Regions from separate parts of the Homo sapiens genome. Here region 1 is linked to region 2. A link is an interaction called in ENCODE POLR2A ChIA-PET data of the cell type or tissue named here. Cell type or tissue: PC-9. All regions are shown on one strand. Each heading gives the region's core, and the rest is flanking DNA. Links, peaks and the distances in the headings are about the cores only.

Region 1 (5,391 bases), core at 229-5,228, 63 kb before region 2:
GTAGACAAAACAAATATATGTCTACACAAGCTCCCCATGAAGACTTTCTTCACCTGCCGAGTCTCAGTAACTTTGCTGTCCTCAAGGTCAATAACCTCTTTTCCACACCTCTCTCCTGGCATACAATGGGGTCAGAGTCAGTGACAATTTGGTTGAAAGAAATAGAAGTCACTTAGGCTTAAGTATATGTGAATTTGCTAACAAGGACATGGATAATATATAGAATTCAAGAGCATGAAGTGTAGCTGGGCCTCAGGAAGCTTTGGGACCAAGACTGGCACATCTCTCCTCCTCATGGACCCATGGGCTCTCATTTATGTTTCTTTTCCTCTATGTCTGCCTCATTCCTCTCCCTCCTTCTTGTTTCAGGATACTTCTCTATGCACATGAGCCAAACACGGCCCATGCAGCCCAGCCCTGCCTGGACTCTATCACTTTATAAAGCTTCACATTCAAATTCTCAGGATAAAGAATCCGACGGATTCGTCTTGAGGTCCATTGGCTATGGCTTCAGAGCTGATATCCCAAAGCCCAGTGCAGGACTAGCTTAGGAGACAACTCTATGGGAAAGGAATATGGAGCAGAGAAGAAATGATCAGTCTCCTGGCCTACAAGACCCTACCTGGGCTGATCCCTGACTGCCATCCTTAATACCATTGTAGTACCCACTGTCTCTCAGCTTCTTGCTATTATCCAAGGACTCCAAGCATGCTCTTGCCTCAAGGTCTGTTTTTGTGTTTGCTGTTCCTTTTGCCTAGAAGGCTCTTCCCACAAATATATGCAGGGCTTGTTCCCTCACTTCATCAGGCCTTGGTTCAAATGGCCAGGCCTTCCTTGACCACTACAACCCGATGTCACACTCTTTGCCATTACTCTGCTTTATTTTTCCTCAGAACATTGTAAAAACATGACATGATCATGTATATTTACTTATTAATCTGCTTGCTATCTGTCTTTCCCACTAGAATGTAAAATTCATGAGAATAAGAACTGCTATCTTCTCTACTGTATCACCAGAACTCTTAGTATCAGGTACAGAATAGATGTTCCATAAATGTTTGTTGGATAGAGTATTAATTTTACATGCCTGTTTTACATGTCTACTAATTGAATGACCACCACCACAGTCCATATATCTCCACTGATAATGTCCCATGGAGGGGCATTTCCTACCATGTTCATGCCAGTATTTTGTACTCTTTCAATGTTGACACTATTTTTCTCATCCCCCAAAATTCTTCTGTTAGTTCTCAATAAGTGATTTAATTAAATTCCTCTTTAGCCCATTCACATTCTGGCAGCTCCATGAATGGCTTTCCCCATTCAAAAAACCTAAATGCTCTCATTACAGAGTCCCATTTGTAAGAAGCCCTACAGAGTCCCAGCAAACCTGTTCTTCTCTTTCCAACTTGGCCATGTCTCAGATGGGACCCCAAGAGCTTAAGCTTCTTTGAACTCACCCACAAATAACTGGTTTGAGTAGAGGGAGTTGGGGATGTCTGTGGAAAACTGTGAACTCATGCTGGATGGAAAGCCAGGGTCCTAATGGTGACACCCCTTGGAAGCAGACTTTATTCTGTGAGTAGTGGGGGGCCACTGATGGTTTCTCAGCAGGAGTAGGTAATAAAAGATGTGCTTCAAGAAGATGTCTGGTAGCAATGGGTAGAATGATAGTGACCTGTGATTATTCAGGGTAGAAGATGATTATGGCCTAGATAGGGCTCTGGAAACAGAGACTGCTGCAGAAAAAAACATGGTGGGAAGAATCTATAGAATTTGGAAAGTGAGTAGAAGTATGTGTGGGGATGGGAGTGGGGGACTGGGGGTGGGAGAGGTGTCAGATGCTGCCAAGGTGTCAAGCCAGAAGTCACTGGATAGTTTATTAGGATATCCACGATAATCCTCAAGATGACAGTTTAAGATCGATGTTGGAAGGGAAAGGAGATACTGAGAAATTAGTCGAGGGGTTGAATAAGTATAACTTGTATGTTTTTTATTACCTCCAAAGCATTTTCATCTTACTTGATCCTTACTGGCTCATGGGATAGGTAAGTAAGAAAGGCTGTAACTTTGTCCAAGCCACAGAGGCCAACAGAATTGAGGTCAATTTCTCTAACATGATTGAACAGGAAGCTGTTTAGTTATTTGAAAACATCAGTTAAGGCAAGATCTCATAACAACATGACACAAGCAAAACATTTTTCTTTCATTTGGCCACTCACTGCCTGAACCGAGTTATGTGTTTGGCAAGTTCACCACTTTGTGAGTCCAGGTTGGGCGAGGCAAGATCGTCTACCTGAAGTGAGAGAAAAAAAGCTAGAGACTTGCTTGCCCAGTTTCCCTTGCAGCTAGAGAAAAGGCTGAGGGAGAAGTGAGCTCTGCCAACCAGGCAGCCTGCACGGAGGCGGACTGGGAGCTTACATTATGAAAGGGAGGGGGGAGCTCGTGCTCTCTTCAGCAGTGGCAGGAGAAGGGTGGCCTTGTAGCTGCACACTCGACACAGAGGTAGCTTTGAGGATGGCAGGGCCAGCAGCTGCGATTAAGGTCCTGGCAGACAGGTCACGTGGCATCGAGAGCTCCCTAGAGGTGGCACTTTCTCGTCAGACCAGTTCTGGGGTTTGGTGTTGGGTGCTGCTCCAGGAAGCTCAGCCTTCATTCAGACTCTCCAGTTCTCCCAATTCTCCAGCTGCCCAATCACGTCTCTGCTTAGCCAGAGTCATTTTCTGTTGCTAGTGTCTAAGAACTCTGACTGATACACCTTAAAACCATAAATGTTTTGTTTTACTTTAAATATCACATGGATAGACATACTCACCAATCTTAACACCAGTTGAAAGTAAGTCCTGTGACATATAAGCAAAATGAAAATAGGAAAAGTTTTATTTTGATAAGCACCCAGGAGTCATTTTCTAGATTTATTAAAACTCATTTATAATATCAAGTTTTTTTATAGAGGCAGGCTACAAAATAGTAAATATGCTGTATTTGTTGCACCCACAAGAAAAGAATATGCCCAAATGTTAACAGCCATTATCTTGGGGTAGTGGGTAATGAGGAATTACTGATTTCCTCCATTCTGCTCATATACAGTTCAAAAATTTTCTGCCATGCATGTGTCATTCTTGTATGATAAAATATTTTTAAAACATATAGAAAACAGGTCTGTTTTCTTCTGTAATTGTGCTGATCGTTACTTTTCATCTCTGTTGGAGCATTTTAGGAGCAACTTCCTTGCCTTGGTCTGATGTTCTCAGAAGGGATTTGCAGAGAGTAACACTCCAGGTTTCTCTACTCCCACCCCACTCCCACCCTACTCCTCAACATCCACCCCTTCTGGAGAGCTTCGGAGGAAGTCCTAGACAAGCCTGGCTTCAAGCCTTCCTTGCTCTTTTTCACCTCTGTCTGCCCACAGAAGGGGGCATTCTGGTCTGCTCTCCTGCAGGTAAGTTACCAGGCAAGAACTGTCCCCCTGCACCAGGGCTGAGAGCATGAGTGACACTAATTCCAGGCAGTCTTTAGTGGCCACACATCTAAGCCACAGTTTCCAACTGGCTTTATTAATAACAGAGCTCCATTTGTCTCTTGCATTTTATTTCTCATTTGGTTCCTAAAATGGGAGGGGAATTGAAGAAGGTAATATAGACACACCCAGGCACCAAAGGAACTGTGATTAACACTATTTTCTTAGGCCTCTCAGTGCCCTCCATGAATAAGTCCTGAGACACAGGGGAACGCAGGCTGCTGAATGGATTTTCAATTGCCTATAACCCTGGGGAGAAAACGCTCAAGCCCCAGTATGCTGCCAATACTGCCTGCATTTTCCCTTTTCACTGCCTTGTTGGGAAGTGCATCATTGCTTAATATTCAGGAACTCCCTACCAGGATTCAGTGCCTTAATAACAGCAATATAAAACCTCGATTATCTAATAAAATATCCCAGACTGGACCCTGAGGTTTCATTAGTGGCAAGACATTTTATTGGGATTATAGCTTTTTGTTGTTGTTGTTCAGAAAGCAGACACTGTTCAAGCCTGGAAAGCTTATTCATTGATGTTAACCTTTTCCTTCACAAAATATATGAAAAGAAAGCAAATCATGGACTCTCAAATCTGCAGTTCTACCTCTGCTATTTTATTATTCCTTACCTCCTTCAGATAAAGTATCTAAGTCTCAGAAGTCATTACTCTTAAATTCAAGCCATAAAAACACACCCATCTTCCTAAGAGTTTATCAGCATTTTGCAAAGTAGCTGGATACAGCAAGTACTTTAAAAGCCACAGTAAAGTGCAAGCCGACTTCCAAATCTTACACATAATTGCTATCTGACAGCTTTCAGGGTAGACAACAACCAAAGTCAAGTTTCCTGACTATATTTTCCTCTAACTTATTAAGTTATTATTCAAGGTCACAAAACAACAGCTTAGGATATGCATGCCATTAAACAGAAAGCAAACCTCATCAAACACATAACTCTTAAAAGTTGCTTCCTTAGTGCGCCAGAATGTATGCTATAGAAATATAAAGACATGAGCACACAAAGACAGAATAATACTATTGAGTATTTAAAAGTCTTCAGCTAAAATGTTTTCAACAGCACTGTTTTCTAGGAAATCAAACAAAAGGTGCTTAATGAACAGTGAAACTGTGATAAGTCCTTTTTAATAAAATAGGCAGACTGTTGACTGGGGTTTTGGTGGGTGGTCTGTGGGGGATAGGAACATGGGGTTGATAAAGACAGGCCTTAAAGGCAGGACTGCATGACTGGCAAGCTTTGGCTGTTGCTGCCTAGGTTGGGCCATGCTGCAGCCGCCCCCACCACTGCACTCTCTGGATCAGAACTGGAAGGTACCTCGATATCTTTGCTTATAGCATTGGACAGATGAAGGGCTGGTTACCTGTCAGGAAGTGAAGAGCGTGGTTAAGAGTCCTCTATGCTAGGTTGTCACAGTCACCAGCTACTAGACTCTTGGCTACAACATTTCTCACCAAGAGCAGTGTCCTTGGGGAAAAACTAAACAGGGATGAGAAAGGGGTTAGGAATAAAACTCTCTCCTAGAGACCAGGTCAGAATACATAATGGGTTTAACTTCGCAATAAAGTGACAAGGTGCACTTGAATAAGCCACCCTGATACACGGAAAGCACTGGGCACAGAAGTAACTTTCCCATTGAATCAGGAGTTGATCCCATAAACCTTACTATTAGCCAAGTTTACATTTATGAACATTTTACACACACTACTCAGTTATATATTAAAGACAAAAATTGATAAAATACTTATACTTTGGTAAGCCATAGAGCCAATTCTCTTTTCAACCTAGTTGTTCATTTCACCAGTGGGCAAAAATCATTATTTTTAAAGGTTTCCAATTTAAGAGCACAGACCACCCAG
Region 2 (5,391 bases), core at 275-5,274:
TTTGTTTTCTAGTGGTTTTATGGATTCTTAGTTTTATGTTTCATTCTATGATTCATTTTGAATTAATTTTTGTGTATTATGTAAAAGTTGGGCCTCTTTTTCATATGGAAAACCTGTTGTTTCAGTATTGTTTATCTTTTTATTTTATTTTAAGACAGAGTCTTGCTCTGTCACCCAGGCTGGAGTGCAGTGGTGCAATCTCATCTCACAGCAAGCTCCGCCTCCTGGGTTCATACCATTCTCCTGCCTCAGCCTCCCGAGTAGCTGGGACTACAGGCCTACACCAGCACACCCGGCTAATTTTTTTATTTTTTGTAGAGACAGGATATCTTGCTATGTGCCCCAGGATAGTCTCAAACTCCTGGCCTCAAGCAATCCTCCAAACTTGGCCTCCCAGTGATGGGATTATAGGTGTGAGTCACTTCACCTGGCTGGAAGAATGTTTTATGTGTTATCTAGTTATGAATATGGCACCCTAATTTTTCCAGTGTTTTTCTTCTTTGTGAATATAACTGGAAAAAGACATAGTATGTTATATATACACATATATACATGTGTATATGTGTGTATATACTCATATATATGAGTATACATATGTATGTGTGCAGAACATGTACCCAAGGCAAAGCCAAGAAACAGAACCCTGTCAGCGTCCCACAAGTTCTTCATCTTTTTCCTGTCCCTGGCATGGTTCCACTCCCCAACTAGATGCAACCACTATCCTGATCTTTGCAATAATTTTTTCTTTAATGATTATTTTTAAACTTTACATGAATGGACTCATATTGTGTATGTGTACTTTATTCTCATTCACCAAAAATTTTTTTCTGTTTATAATTCTAGATTACCACTGTCTTCTGACTCAATGTTGCTGTCAAGAAGTAAGTTATCAGTTTAATCTTTTGTCTTTAGCTCTTTTTGATTTCTTTTTTCTACTGGCATTCTACAGTTTTGGTATGATGTTTTTTAGTTTATCTGCTTTGAATAAAATTTTAATATATTTTCCAACATTTTTAGTTGTGCTCAGTAAGAAGGTTGGTCCTGCTATGATTAGAAATGGGATTTAAATAAAAAAAAAAAGTTAGAATCTTATTTACATACTGCTTTGTAACCTACTTTTAAAAACTAAACTTATTATGAGGCTTTTTCCTTGTAATTATAAGTTCTATTTTTATGAGTGCATAGTATACCTCTACAGGAAAACACTAATTTACTCAATCTATTGTTGCACATTGTAGTTCTTGGTGATTTTCTAGTATAATAAATGCTACACAAGATGATTTTTTTTATTCACATGGAATAACTGAAATTAAGACATATCAATGCCACCAACTAGATGTATCCTCATTTAGTTATAAACAAGAGATAATGTGATTATTTTTGCTCCAAGGGATGTCAGTAGATGGTATGGCTACACAACTTACTTGAAAATAAAACAAATGGGGGTGACTGGTGTTGCACCTGTCCCATTGAGTCACTACCTTTCAGTATTTTTCTCAACAATATATCTAGTGAGGTCACTAGCAATTTTAAAAAATATGAGAATATAAAATATGATAGAGGGTCAATTCAGCCTAGTTAGCTTCCCTACACAGACCTTTCGCTGATCATGCTGCTGTAGTTATTGTGAGAGGTATATGAGAAATCTGATACAAGAGACATTTGTATTATCATCAGACTTTTCCAATACTAAAAGAGTAAATTCAGAAATACCATTCTGTCTGTTGCTCATATCATTAAGAAGAGGTAAAGCACTCAGAATCCTGACAGCCAGGATTACTCTAAGAATCTCTTTGTGAAATAAAAAACAAGATGTAAATTATTGCTTCCTTTTTTTAAAGCTAAGGTGGGGAGGCAAGCAACCCTTCAAATTCTACTTCTGTGACACTGGACACATATAATGATACTATTGTGTTTCTCTTAAAGAAAGGGCACACTGTAACTTAAAGTTGATGCCCAACAGGGTCATTTTGGAGTAAGTTTCTAGCAGACAAAAGCTATGCTATTTAAACATCTCATAAAAAATACCTTTTCTTTTTTTAAGTAATAGAGTACCAAAAGCAAAACTTTGAGCTTCCAACATGAGGAAAATTGTGCTATCTGCTAAATGTAGACCAATGACAAAAGGGTTATCATATTTAATAAATATAATTGGCTAGTGTATCATCTTGGATCTGTTATTGTTGATCTATAAATAATAAATATAATTGGCGAATGTATCATCTTGGATCTGTTATTGTTGATCTTTCATTTCAAAAAGCATGTTACTGAGCAAATCAATTTCCCAGGGAAGCACTTTACTAAGACCAATTTTTGTCACACTTCTTAGAAAATTTGCTTATTAATTCAAATTAAGCTAGTTTTCTTTCCTAGCGTATCAGTGCAAAAACACTACTGCTTTTTTTATTTTTTATGGTTTTTTTTTTTTTTGGAGAAGGAGTCTCATTCTTTCACCCAGGCTGGAGTGCAGTGGAATGATCTTGGTTCACTGCAACCTCGGCATCCTGGTTTCAAGTCATTCTCCCGCCTCAGCCTCCCAAGTAGCTGGGATTACAGGTATGTGCCACCATGCCTGGCTAATGTTTGTATTTTTAGTAGAGATGGGGTTTCGCCATGTTGGCCAGGCTGGTCTTGAACTCCTAACCTCAGGTGATCCGTCTGCCTGGGCCTCTCACAGTGCTGGGATTACAGGTGTGGGCCACTGCACCTAGTCAGTACTGCAATTTTAAACAATTGTACTTTGCCATCATGCAAAATAAATTTGATATCCTGTTTCCTACCCAAAATATACATAATAGTAGTGCATTATATAAAATGTAATCCTAAATAGTCAAGGGATAAAGTAAGATAGGTCTTTCCCATAACACACTTCTGAAATATTTAAAATTTGAGTTAAAAAAAGTATCCACTTTATCAAACACTTTTTGGAGTCTATCTATGTATTATATTGTGTAAGTAAGACCACTATATCTGGCTTATAACATACAGAAGTGAGACTCAGGATTGAGAAAACATAGGATGTAACACTAAAATAACCGAGTAATTATATGTGCTCTACAGCTTCATTTGAAATGGATGGGAAAAAGCGTATCTAGTCATAATAACTTTTATAAGGCAATTAGTCACTGTTAATACAATTTAAAAACAACTGTGGCGATATCTCTAATTTGTTTTTGACATTTCTTTTATGTTCTAGACATAGTGGCATTTTTATTCTTTCTACAAATGTAGGTCATAAAATTATTGGTTTCATTTAGACAACAGTTCACACCTCCACCCCCCTACCACCATCAAAGCAAATAAAATGGAAAGCTTGGTAGACTAGACTCAAGTTTAAAGCACCAAAAGTAAAAACAAAATCACACTTAACACTCATTTTAGGAGATAAAAGGTTTACTTAGAAATTGCAAACATTTAGCAAAGGTAAGACAAATACTATTTTCCATATTCTACAGAAATACAATACTTTATAGCTGGCTTGGTACATGGTCACATAAGAACAAATCTAATGGAAAAAGAATATTTCATTCTACTTTTCTGCCACTTATCACAGTGTAATAAGTGCCAGTAAGTCCTGGAAGACAGTTGCAGAGGAAGATTAGAATCCCAGGGCTGTTTGTTAATATACATGATTATATTGTAAGAATAATATAAAAACAAAATAGGTAAGATATACAATTAACATGCAATTTAAGCTATATTATTTTGAAGAAACAGGACAGAATTTAGTGAACGCAACTTAAAAATTTGTTAATGTAGTATAATCAGCATATCATGGTATTTTACATGGTATGGAATTATTCCTCCTTAATAATGCTTGGCAAATTGGAACAGGCTGATCCTACTTCTAGAACATATTAAAATGAAGATGAAGGAAAACAAGTGGATAATTCTATTAGATGCTTTTCTAAATATTCTGAATTTTTAAAGTACCATAATTACAGGCCTACCTCACCATCTCCAAAGTTAAAGTCATATTTTATACTCTATGAATCTGTACTGTCCAGTATAGTAGCCCTTAGCCATATGTGACTACTGAGCACTTAAAATGTGGCCAGTCAGAATTGAGATGTGCTGTGAGTGCAAAATACACTCAAATCTAAGACTTAGTATGGAAGAAAAAGAAGATAAGGTGTTTCATTAATAATCTTTTATATTGATTACATGTTGAAATGATATTTTTAATATACTGGGTTACATAAACTGTTATTAAAATTAATTTTGCTTGTTTCTTTTTTAATATGGCTACTAGAAAATTAAAAATTATGTTGTGGTTCACATTATATTTCTGTTGAACAATGTGGACATAGATAATCTACAGTCATTACATTAGCCTTAGAATTTAGCATCATACTTTTAAGCACTCTGGGGTACTAACTTGAACTCCCAGAAACCCATAAGCACACTCTGCATATAAATTATTGCAAAATTCATTCTTATCTCTCTGAAAGATATGCATTTTAAGGGTAAAAAGAATTCACAAAATATTGAATCCTTAACAAATGTCAATTAGTATATGGAGAGAGCTAAAGGACTTCAATGTAGACTGTTACATTGGGGAAAAACAGATCAAGAAACATAGCAGTACAACAGAGGGAAGACCATTAGTCTCTTCAGTAAAATAGTTAGCCAAACTTATCTTTAATGGCCAATGCCTGACCCTGCACCATAGATTATATATGTAACTTTTCCATTTAAACATAAACTATAAGAAAATCTTAAAACAATATTGACGGCAGCTTACTTATATCTTCAAGCAATGTAAAATTAACAGGCATGGTTAATTTTAATGGCAGAATATAGTAGCTGAGAACTTCTTTTAAATGAAAGCTCCTCCATGTTAAATTATGCAATTGACTAGTGTCCACAAAATTCGAGTCAAAAAAAAATTAGACGCTATTAAAATCATAACTGGCCTTTTTTTTTCTCCCTCTCCTTTTTTAATCTTTTGTAGTGTATAAATATTTGGCATACTTATAATACCTCATCTTTTATTTTTTCCAACTCAAAAACAGTAAGTTAATCTAAGAATGCATTCCATTATTTTCCTAAAAACAACATATGCCAAAGTACAATACTGACAGTGGTCACCTCAGTCAGCAGCCAGCATCGAAGTCATGCATCAAGAACCTCGCCAGGAGGCAATGCCTAATTACATTTGTACTATACACTCTGTTCCTCACAGTTCAGGTAGGAATGTTTATTTGTGTTTTATAAAACTGTTTAATCTTTTTACATTAGGTAAACTCTGTCAAAAATGCTTTGAAAACCACAAATTAACAGATGCTGAGACTACTGTATCATTCACAAAAAGTTCTTCCTCATGCCAAAGATGTTCTGAGAAAACAAGCAGAAGTTTATTGTAACTTCACATTTTACCATTACCACTCT

Evidence for each region. ChIA-PET counts read pairs that join two places held together with the same protein. Peaks named below come from ENCODE experiments on the same cell type or tissue, not always from the same donor. Only the 100,000 strongest peaks of a DNase experiment are listed, where the experiment ranks them.
Region 1: POLR2A ChIA-PET joins it to region 2 with 6 read pairs; 2 of 35 experiments call an interaction of 5 or more read pairs at or near these places.

The regions. Positions count from the first base shown.
Region 1 is chr9:69,643,210-69,648,600 of GRCh38, forward strand. All of the region lies in intron 1 of APBA1 (amyloid beta precursor protein binding family A member 1), which reads right to left. Among named protein-coding and RNA genes, the nearest start is that of APBA1, 26 kb to the right of the region's middle. In PC-9, for the core only: no CTCF peak of the experiment used is centred there; a DNase peak (open chromatin) is centred at 2,572.
Region 2 is chr9:69,706,150-69,711,540 of GRCh38, forward strand. It overlaps PTAR1 (protein prenyltransferase alpha subunit repeat containing 1), which reads right to left. Exons shown (of 8, transcript NM_001099666.2): 8 at 3,376-5,391. Among named protein-coding and RNA genes, the nearest start is that of APBA1, 36 kb to the left of the region's middle. In PC-9, for the core only: no CTCF peak of the experiment used is centred there; no DNase peak of the experiment used is centred there.